2 separate regions of the Homo sapiens genome follow, and region 2 is linked to region 1. Evidence: chromatin loops called from intact Hi-C (ENCODE). Cell type or tissue: GM12878. All regions are shown on one strand. Each heading gives the region's core, and the rest is flanking DNA. Links, peaks and the distances in the headings are about the cores only. Region 1 has its middle 26 kb from the start of GUCY1A2. Region 2 has its middle 100 kb from the start of LINC02719.

Region 1 (4,411 bases), core at 276-4,275:
AAATAATACAGGAAAAATTTGTATAAAATTTATAATTGCAATAATTAATAATCATAATAATATAATAGCTACATGATGCTAGGACATTGGTAATTCAAAGGTGCCCGAATTCCTATTGGTCTGCGAAAGCATTAATAAAACTGTAGAGCTGTCTTTCATCTTTTTTAAAGAATGACTAGTGGAAATCACACTTACATCTCAAAAAAGTGAACAAAGGTCTAAAACCATTTTTTTCTCTCCTAGCTATAATGTTTCAATTGATCAGAACTTCTGAATTATGGCTGCTGTTATTAAATTGGGAGTACATTTTATTTAATACAGGTGGTTTGATAGAGGACAATTTTTCAAAACATGGTACGTTTGACGGAGATAAAAAATAAAAGACATTCTTAATGATTAAAAGAACAGAAATATTTTATAATTAAGATATCAGATTTTTATTTATATTTTATTTATATATTATTTATTTATATTTTATTTATTTTTTATATTTTAAAATTTTAATATTATAATATTAAATTTATAAAATTAAAATTATAATATAAAAATATAATATTTTATAATATATATTTATATATATTATTTTAAATAATACAAAATATCATTTATATATTTTTTATTTATAAATTATTTTATAATTTAAAATATCAGAGTTCTGCTGGGGTTTTGCCACATCTCCCATAGAAAGACAGCACCTACATTTCCCTCCAGCATACATTCCTACGAAAAATGCTGTTTTGTTGGGAAGAGAGTAAGCCTTCTAAAATGTAAATGAAGATAAATCTGTGCCTATTTATAGCAAACAGTAAGCTGATGGCATGTAATTAATTGTACACAGTAATGAGGAGATATTTTTTGCAGCTCAAGAACATTCTAAGCCAGTCGTTCCCACAGTCAGGGGAGATCATATCACACAATCCCATCTGGCACATACAAAATCATCCTCAGCTCCTTGTCCACATTATGCATCTGTACATCCTAGCAAACGTGACAGATCAACGTGACTGACAACAGACAGATCTAGCTACTTGCCTACAGCAATGAAACTCCCTTGGCCAAGAACACGGGAGCAGTGCAGTGCATTACAATGAAGCTTCCTAGTCACTGGCCTGATGTTGGTAATGCTTCTCATTTGTCTTTGTGCCTGCCTTTTTTTCTGGAAGCTGCTTAAACCAGCACCTGCTCCCATCACAGAAATGCAACAACTAAATACCAACTTACTAGTTAAACAAAGTCAGTAATGCGATCAAGGGAGATATAAAACAACTATTAAGAAATGAAGTACTCTTCTGTCAGTTCACACAGACCACTTTATTAATGTCACATTTGGTTCAGCTTTACTAAGGAGACAGGCTAAATAAGAACTCCACCGCAGAGCATCTTTAGGCACTACCAGGCCCATGGTTTGCATGTGAAGAATAAGATTCAGTGGTTGTAGTTAATCAAAAGTGATAACACTACTTTGAAGGCTATGTTAGATACACCAGCAATCTTGGTATCACAATACTCATCCTATGAACTCTAGGCCTTGTTCTTTTACTGCCACAAACTCAAGCATGGAGTCAAACTGATATGACCTAGCTGAAAATAGCTCTTTTATATGAGGTTCCAACACTGTATTTATTCATTTCTTTCTAGAGATAAGGAGCTTGTAATAGAGATATTAAAGGAGAACAAAAACTAAGATCATCTCAGCCACTATTCAGTTTTTTCTTCCCACGAGATATCCAGCTTCTCCCACATCATCACTACATAAAAGGCCCAAATTAGAGGCTTTTTCAAAGCCACTAAAACAACCAAGAAGCCAAATCATACTCATCTTGTGACTATTTCTAATTTCTAAGACTGACCTCACAGTCTTACTATTGCTGTCTCCAGATCAAAGCTTAAAACCAACAAGAACAATGAGAATTGGCATGTGTGGTCAGAAGCAACAGTTACCGAGTCTGAGTCAACGGAGTGTGGTCTGAGGAAGAATGTGAAAAGTTCAGCATATGTTAAAACTGCCTGGTTGCTAATGTACAAGAATGACTATCTTTTAAATATCAAAATTTCCACACACACAAAAATCTATTCCCTAATTTACATACATGACAGCCCTTCACATTCACAGCTAATAATTGTGTCTTTTCCCTTTTCCACCCCCACTTCCTGCTTTGTGCACAGCAAATTATTCCCACTTTTTTAAAGCAATTATTTGTATGATTTGGTTGATAGATCTTTCAGTAGTCTGGATACCCTTTTCCAGATTGCCAATGTTCCTTTTAAACAGTGATTTGGTATTTAGTAAAACTTTACATTTCTACTGCACAGAAAATAAAATAACAGTAACTACCATTTTTGAGCACTTACAGTCTGCCAGTCAGTATGCTAAGTACTTTACAAGAATTATTTTTATGATGATTATTTAATCATTATTGTCTCAGTTTACCAAAGAGGAAACTGAGATGCAGGAAGCATAAATAAATTAAGTAGCTTACAGCTATTGAAGAGCCAGAATACAAACTCCATTCTCTTTGACTCCAAAGCTATTGTTGGAAAGTGATGCAGTTGAGTTGATATCAGTAAAATATGCCACAAAACCAGATATTATATACCATATTTTCTTGGTTCTAAGAAGCATAATTTCCTCCATTTTTTAAAGTTTCTGTAATCAGAAGGTATCTTAAAATTGGTGTAGACATCATGTGTATCTGTGTTGCTTTGCTCCTCCCTACTCCCCGCAAAAGAGCTGTTATTAAATAAGTGAATCATCTTAAAGCTGACAGGAAAGTAGAATCAAGGAAACACTTGACTCATTCCTGATTGTTCTCAGGCCTCATCCACCTGTCTGCTTCTACATGAAAGCACATCAATAATAATAATAATAATAATAAGGCAAATTCTAGTAGCTATTGCCCCAACCAACTCTGGCAATACCTCAGCCCTCAGGAAAGTGCCCAAAATGTGTTTGTTCATTCTTGTGTTCACCAGTTCTGTGGAGCTACACACCAATGCTGCCCATCTAGGCTGAACCATGACTTAAATCCCAGTGTTTCACAAATACCTTTGTTACGAGAGCTCCTGTAGCACCAGCCTGAAGCTTTCTCCCCAGAGAGTCTGATCACGAGGCCAGACATGGCAGGCAAAAGAATAGATTCCACTGTGACCTCCCTACCATGCCATCCCCAAGTGCTCCTATAGAAAATTCTGCCTGATAGGCCCCTTATGCCCATATAAATAAACCCATCAAAGACTTAACTCTGAGTTATGTGCTCCACTAATTCATATGATACTCCAAATACATCTGAATCCCACCAGGCTCAATTGATCTACACTCAAGACCCCGTATCTACCCACTCTACATACAGTTGTCCCAGATGAGGAACCCTATATATTATTCCATCATGGGAACAATATCATTCTCAAATATATGATTACAATTATTTCCAGAAGTAGAGGGAACTGGGCCAGGTGCAGTGGCTCACACCTGTAATTTCAGCAATTTGGGAGGCCAATGTGGGAGGATCACTTGAGGCCAGTTCGAGACCAGCCTGGCCAACATGACGAAATCCTGTCTCTACTAGAAATACAAAAATTAACCGAGTGTGGTGGCACATGCCAGTAATCCCAGCTACTTAGGTGGCTGAGGCAGGAGAATCGCTTGAACCCAGGAGGCAAAGGTCACAGTGAGCTGAGATAGCGCCACTGTACACCAACCTGGGTGACAGAGTGAGACTCTGTATCAAAAAAAAAATGTAGAGAGAATCATGATCCTTCTGGTCAGAAATGTTTATAAAGTTGGGGAGACACAAGGGAGGGTCTAAGAGCTAAACTTTTTCAATTAGGAAAACATGAGGTTACCAAATTGTGTAGGAGGATTGTTTGGGATGAGGTCACTTTGTCTCAAATTGTTTTGTACAGAAATACTTTAAAGTTAACACTTAATACATGCATGGTTTTTCAGGGTTCATGATGACCACTGACGATGAAAACCAGGCTCCTCCATTAGGAGTAGAGAAAGATCACCCAACAGAAATGCCTAGAAGTGACGACAGTGGAAGTGAGGTGAGCCTAGAGAGGCTGTGAGTAGTACCAAGCAGCAGATTTACATCAGAGACAAGTTGCAGGATCTGTACTTATTTTATAAGAAATCTTTAAGAAAAAATGAGACTAAGATGATGTGTGAGGTTCGTCGTGCTAGTGCTAGCAATCACAAATAAGTATAGACCGTTGTTTAACAGCTTTAAACCTATCCAACATAATAATCATAACAGCTACCATTTACTGAATGCCTACTGTGTGCCAAATCCTGTCCTGAGCCTTTTACATAAGACCATTGTTTATTACATAAGCAAAATGAGCTTTATAAACCAAGCTTTACTAACGCTAAACCAATACTTTTTACATGTCAAAAGTTAAAAGGTAGACT
Region 2 (4,411 bases), core at 208-4,207, 810 kb before region 1:
GTAGCAATTATTTTTCCTAGAAAATAACCTTTTGGTACATTTTTAGTATTTATTAACTTGTTTACAGTATTTTTAAAAGGTTTTAAAAAGTTCTACTTTACCTGTAGTTATTTTCTATTTTTCCATGCTTTAAATTGTTTATTTGTGCCTTACTTTTTTCCTCAACTAATTTTACAAGACATTTGTATTTATTTGGCTTTTTAAAGAGCCAGTGTTTGGTTTTGTTGATCACCTCCATTGCTTTGTTTTGTTTTTAATTCTTTTTTTGTTTTTTGCTTTCATCTTCATTAGATGTTTCTTTTTATTTTCTCTGCATGTAAATATTTTCTTGCTTATTGAATGAGAAACTTGGCTTGTTCATTTTCAGTCTTATGTGCTTTCTAATGAGTATCTTTAAGGCTGTTAAGTACAACTTTAGCTATGTCCCACAGCATTTGATATGTACTAACTTGTTGTCATCCTGTTCTAAATCTTTTGTAGTTTTCTATTTTGATTTCCTTTATAAATCTATGACTTACTGTACATAGCAGTATATTTTCTGCTTGGTAAATGTATAGGATTTGGAGAAGAGTTATCTTTTTGAGGTTTATTTATAATTTCCTGATATTGTGATCAGAGAATACTGTTTGCATGATACCAATTTTTTATGATTTATTGAGATTTCCTTTCAAATTTAGTACTTGGTCAATATTTATAAATGGCCCTTGTTTGCTTGAAAAGAATGTACATTCACTGTTGGGTGCAGAGTTCTATGTAGTAGTTTGTGCTTATTCATTACCTATATCTATATTTTACTTGCTTGGATTTTCAGTTTCAAAAAGGTAGTTGAAAATTTTTCATTATGAAAACTCGAAACCATGATATTCTAGTTGGTAATTTCTAGTTTACTGTTCCCATCTCCTCAATGTCAACTGTTTTGCTATCATTTTGTTTTGGTGTTTGTTTTTTAAAAATTCCTATGAAGAATAATTTCTTTCAAAAGATGTATTTAACACCTTGAAATACATTGTATCTAATAACATACTTGGCCTTCTGCCATCTTCTTTTCTGCTCTACAGTGATACTTCTTTCTCTTTTATTGTGTCTTTCCTGATTTCTGTTAGATTGGTGAGTTTTTAAATAAATTATTTGCTTTATTTTCCTTTTTTAATGATTTGGAAATTACATGTTTTATTTTAATTTTTATTAGTGGGTATTCTAAAAATGTTTCTCAGCAATGTCCAAAGTTTATCATTTTTCTTCTGAACAAGATAAAATCTTTAGGTTACTTTCACTTCTCTTTGGGTTAGTTCTCTAAAGTTCCTATATAATTGATTTCTGAAAATTATATGCCAACTTGTTATTACACCTGTGAAAATTGTTTTTATTCATTGTTGTTATCTATTTAGCCATAGATTATAAAGCTTTTATTTTAATCTTGCATTGCACTATGTCCTTCTAAGTTTATTTTTCTTGTTGAGTATAACCTTTTGTAGTTCTTTCACTGAGGTTTGTGGAAGGTAAACTTTTTGATCCTTCAGAGTTTTGAAATATCTTTACTCCTCAGTCTTGAATGATCATTAAATGGGTGTAGAATTTAACGTTGTGCGTTATTTTGTTCTCATAATTTTGAAGACATATTTGTCAATTGTCTTGACATCTAATGAGGATGATAAAGCTAATAATATGATTATCTTCATTGTAGATAATCTGTTCTTACTCTTTAGTTGTTTTTAGAATTCCTCATCATTTTCAAGGTTTACCATAATTGATCTCTGTATAAGTTTTGAAAACTTATTCTTCTTAGTGGTCCAAATCATTTTCAATATTTAGGAATAGTGCTTCTTCAATAGTGGGGAATTACCAGTCTTTTTCTTTAAATATTGCTCATTCACTATTCTATTTTGTTCTTCTGAAAATCTTATTTTTATTTGGAACATTTGGTCTTATGCACTTATATTTGTTAGCATCTCACCTCCCATGTAAAAAATATCTTTCTTTCTTTGTACTACTTTATGGGATGATTGCCTCAATTTGGCCTGTCAAGTCATGAATTTGTCAATAGCATTTTATTGAATATGTGTCCTATTATTGATGCTTAAACTTCTGTTAAAATATTATGCATTTCTAAGATTTTGAATTGATTGTTTTAAAATAACCACTCATTTATTATTTCATTATCACTTCTTTTTTCATTCGCCTTCTGTCTTGTTTCCCTGTTCCTTTTCATTAATTCAGAGAATGTTAAAAATACTTATTTTGTGGTCTGCTTTAGAGTTTCCCTATTTAGTTTAAGTGCTTCTGTGTTCTGAGTTCGTTATTTGCTTTTTCCTGTGCTACTTTTTTTCACAGGTGCTCAGTGATTGTTATTTGTAGTTTATCTTCACAGAAAGGTTTCTTCAGCACATGTCCAAGAACCCAGAAATGGTCTCAGGAGGGCTTAGCATTTAACACATGGGGCGTGACTTCAACTAAGCTTGGGTAAGTTTCTAACTTGAGGTTTCTGACCCTTAAAAAGTGTAAGTTTTTAAGGACAGGTGATTTCCTTGAACTTGGCTCACATTCTTTCATTGCTGGGTGGTAATTCGCTTGACCTGGCTTCACCCAGTTGGTACCATCTTTGCCATCTGGGCACAGTTTGGGAGGCCTTGCCTGTACTCCAAGCACTTGGTCTAGTTTTACTCCTGGTCCTCTGAGCCAGTCAGCATTCACCCCAACTCACCACAGTGAATTCTGTCTCTCTGTTCTTCCAGAAAGCATAGTGGCTTTTAGAATAACTGCTCTAGTTTGGGAACAATGATTCTTGCTTTCTTTGCTTTAAGAAGGCTTAGGTGTTATAAATTAACATTAGGATCTTAAATTGGAAATAGTATTTTCAATATTTACATTTAAATTTATGGTTCATTAGGACATGTTTTTATGTGCTAACGTATGAATTCAGGTTCCCTGTATCCCCAAAAAGGTGCACCGTATGGCCACGTCTTTTATTGATTTGTCCACCTCTACCCAGATGGCAAATTTATTTTGTACTCATTTTCCATAAATATTTTGGTCTAATTATGAACTTTTTTGTGTATCAATTATATGTCAGTTTTGGTTTCTTCACCACACTTTCAACTGTAGCATTAGCACCTGTCTTTATATGAAACAGGGCAAACTTTCCTTCATCACTCTTCCAAAATTTCTTTAGATATTTTTGTGTTTATTCTTTCAGCTAAACTTTAGAGTAATTTTATCATTTAAAAAATTCTTTTGGTGTTTTGAATAAGACTATATAACATTTATACAGAATTGAACTTCCAAACAAAGAACAAGAAGCATGTATTTCATTAATATAATCTTCTATTGCAGCTTGATAGCTTTGTATCAATAGGACATTTTTGACTTTATTTCTAGGAATTTTGTTTGTTGTTTTTATTGATGTAAATATAATTTTATCTTAGATGATTGCCTAATTACTTATTATTTACATATATTTTTATTCAGTTGAATACATTAACACTCATTTTTTTCTAATAGTTTTATATATCAGAATTTTGAATTTTCCAGTTGTCTACTCAACTGCAAATAAGGATAATTTTCTATTCCCATTGACTAATTCTTGCAAAACGATGTTAAATAGTATTAAATAGCAGTTATCCTTTTGTTTCTTCCAAATTTAATGGGATAGCTTTCAGTGTTTTGGGCTTTTGTTTTGATACTTTATGTAACCATTTTAAGAGACTACATAAGTTATGACAGTGGCCATAAATAAGAACAGTTCAACTAAAAGTGGCTTAAAAATGAGGAAAAGCTTTCATGTCACATTGTATACTTTGAGAGGCAGAGTCCTGGAGTTAATTTGGTGACAACTCTGTTATCAAGCACCCAAGGGCTTTTTATCTTTCTGTTCTGTCATCCTTAGCATGCTGGTGATGTCATGCCTTATGGTGGCAAGGTGGCCCTGGTAATTTCTGGGTGTTTTTTTTTTTTTTTTTTTTTAGATGGAGTCTTGCTCTGTTGCCAGGCTGGAGTGCAGTGGCGCAATCTTGACTCACTGCAACTTCTGCCGCCTGGGTTCAAGCAATTCTTCTACCTCAGCCTCCCAAATAGCTGTGATTACAGATGCCCATCAACACACCCAGCTAATTTTTTGTATTATAGTAGAGATGAGGTTTCACCATGTTGGCCACGATGGTCTTGATCTCATGACCTCGTGATCCACCTGCCTTGGCCTCCCAAAATGCTGGGATTACAGGCATGAGCCACCGCACCCGGCCTGTAATTTCAAGTATCACATATAGACTAAGCGCATCTGGTAGTAAGGAAAGTTGGGTTTCCTTCCTTCCAGGCATCATTTTATTAATTAGTGAGACAAATTTTTCTTAACTTTCTCCAGCACATTTTTCTTCACTTCCCATTGGCAAGGACATTGTTACATATCCATGTACAA

The links. Hi-C counts contacts between places; a loop is a spot of excess contacts. Peaks named below come from ENCODE experiments on the same cell type or tissue, not always from the same donor. Only the 100,000 strongest peaks of a DNase experiment are listed, where the experiment ranks them.
Region 2: a loop joins it to region 1, with 2.9 times the contacts of the local background. A loop is called at or near these places in 5 of 110 quality-filtered maps.

What each region holds. Positions count from the first base shown.
Region 1 is chr11:107,041,934-107,046,344 of GRCh38, forward strand. No RefSeq gene overlaps it. Among named protein-coding and RNA genes, the nearest start is that of GUCY1A2, 26 kb to the left of the region's middle. In GM12878, for the core only: no CTCF peak of the experiment used is centred there; a DNase peak (open chromatin) is centred at 1,898.
Region 2 is chr11:106,232,605-106,237,015 of GRCh38, forward strand. No RefSeq gene overlaps it. Among named protein-coding and RNA genes, the nearest start is that of LINC02719, 100 kb to the left of the region's middle. In GM12878, for the core only: no CTCF peak of the experiment used is centred there; DNase peaks (open chromatin) are centred at 944 and 2,467.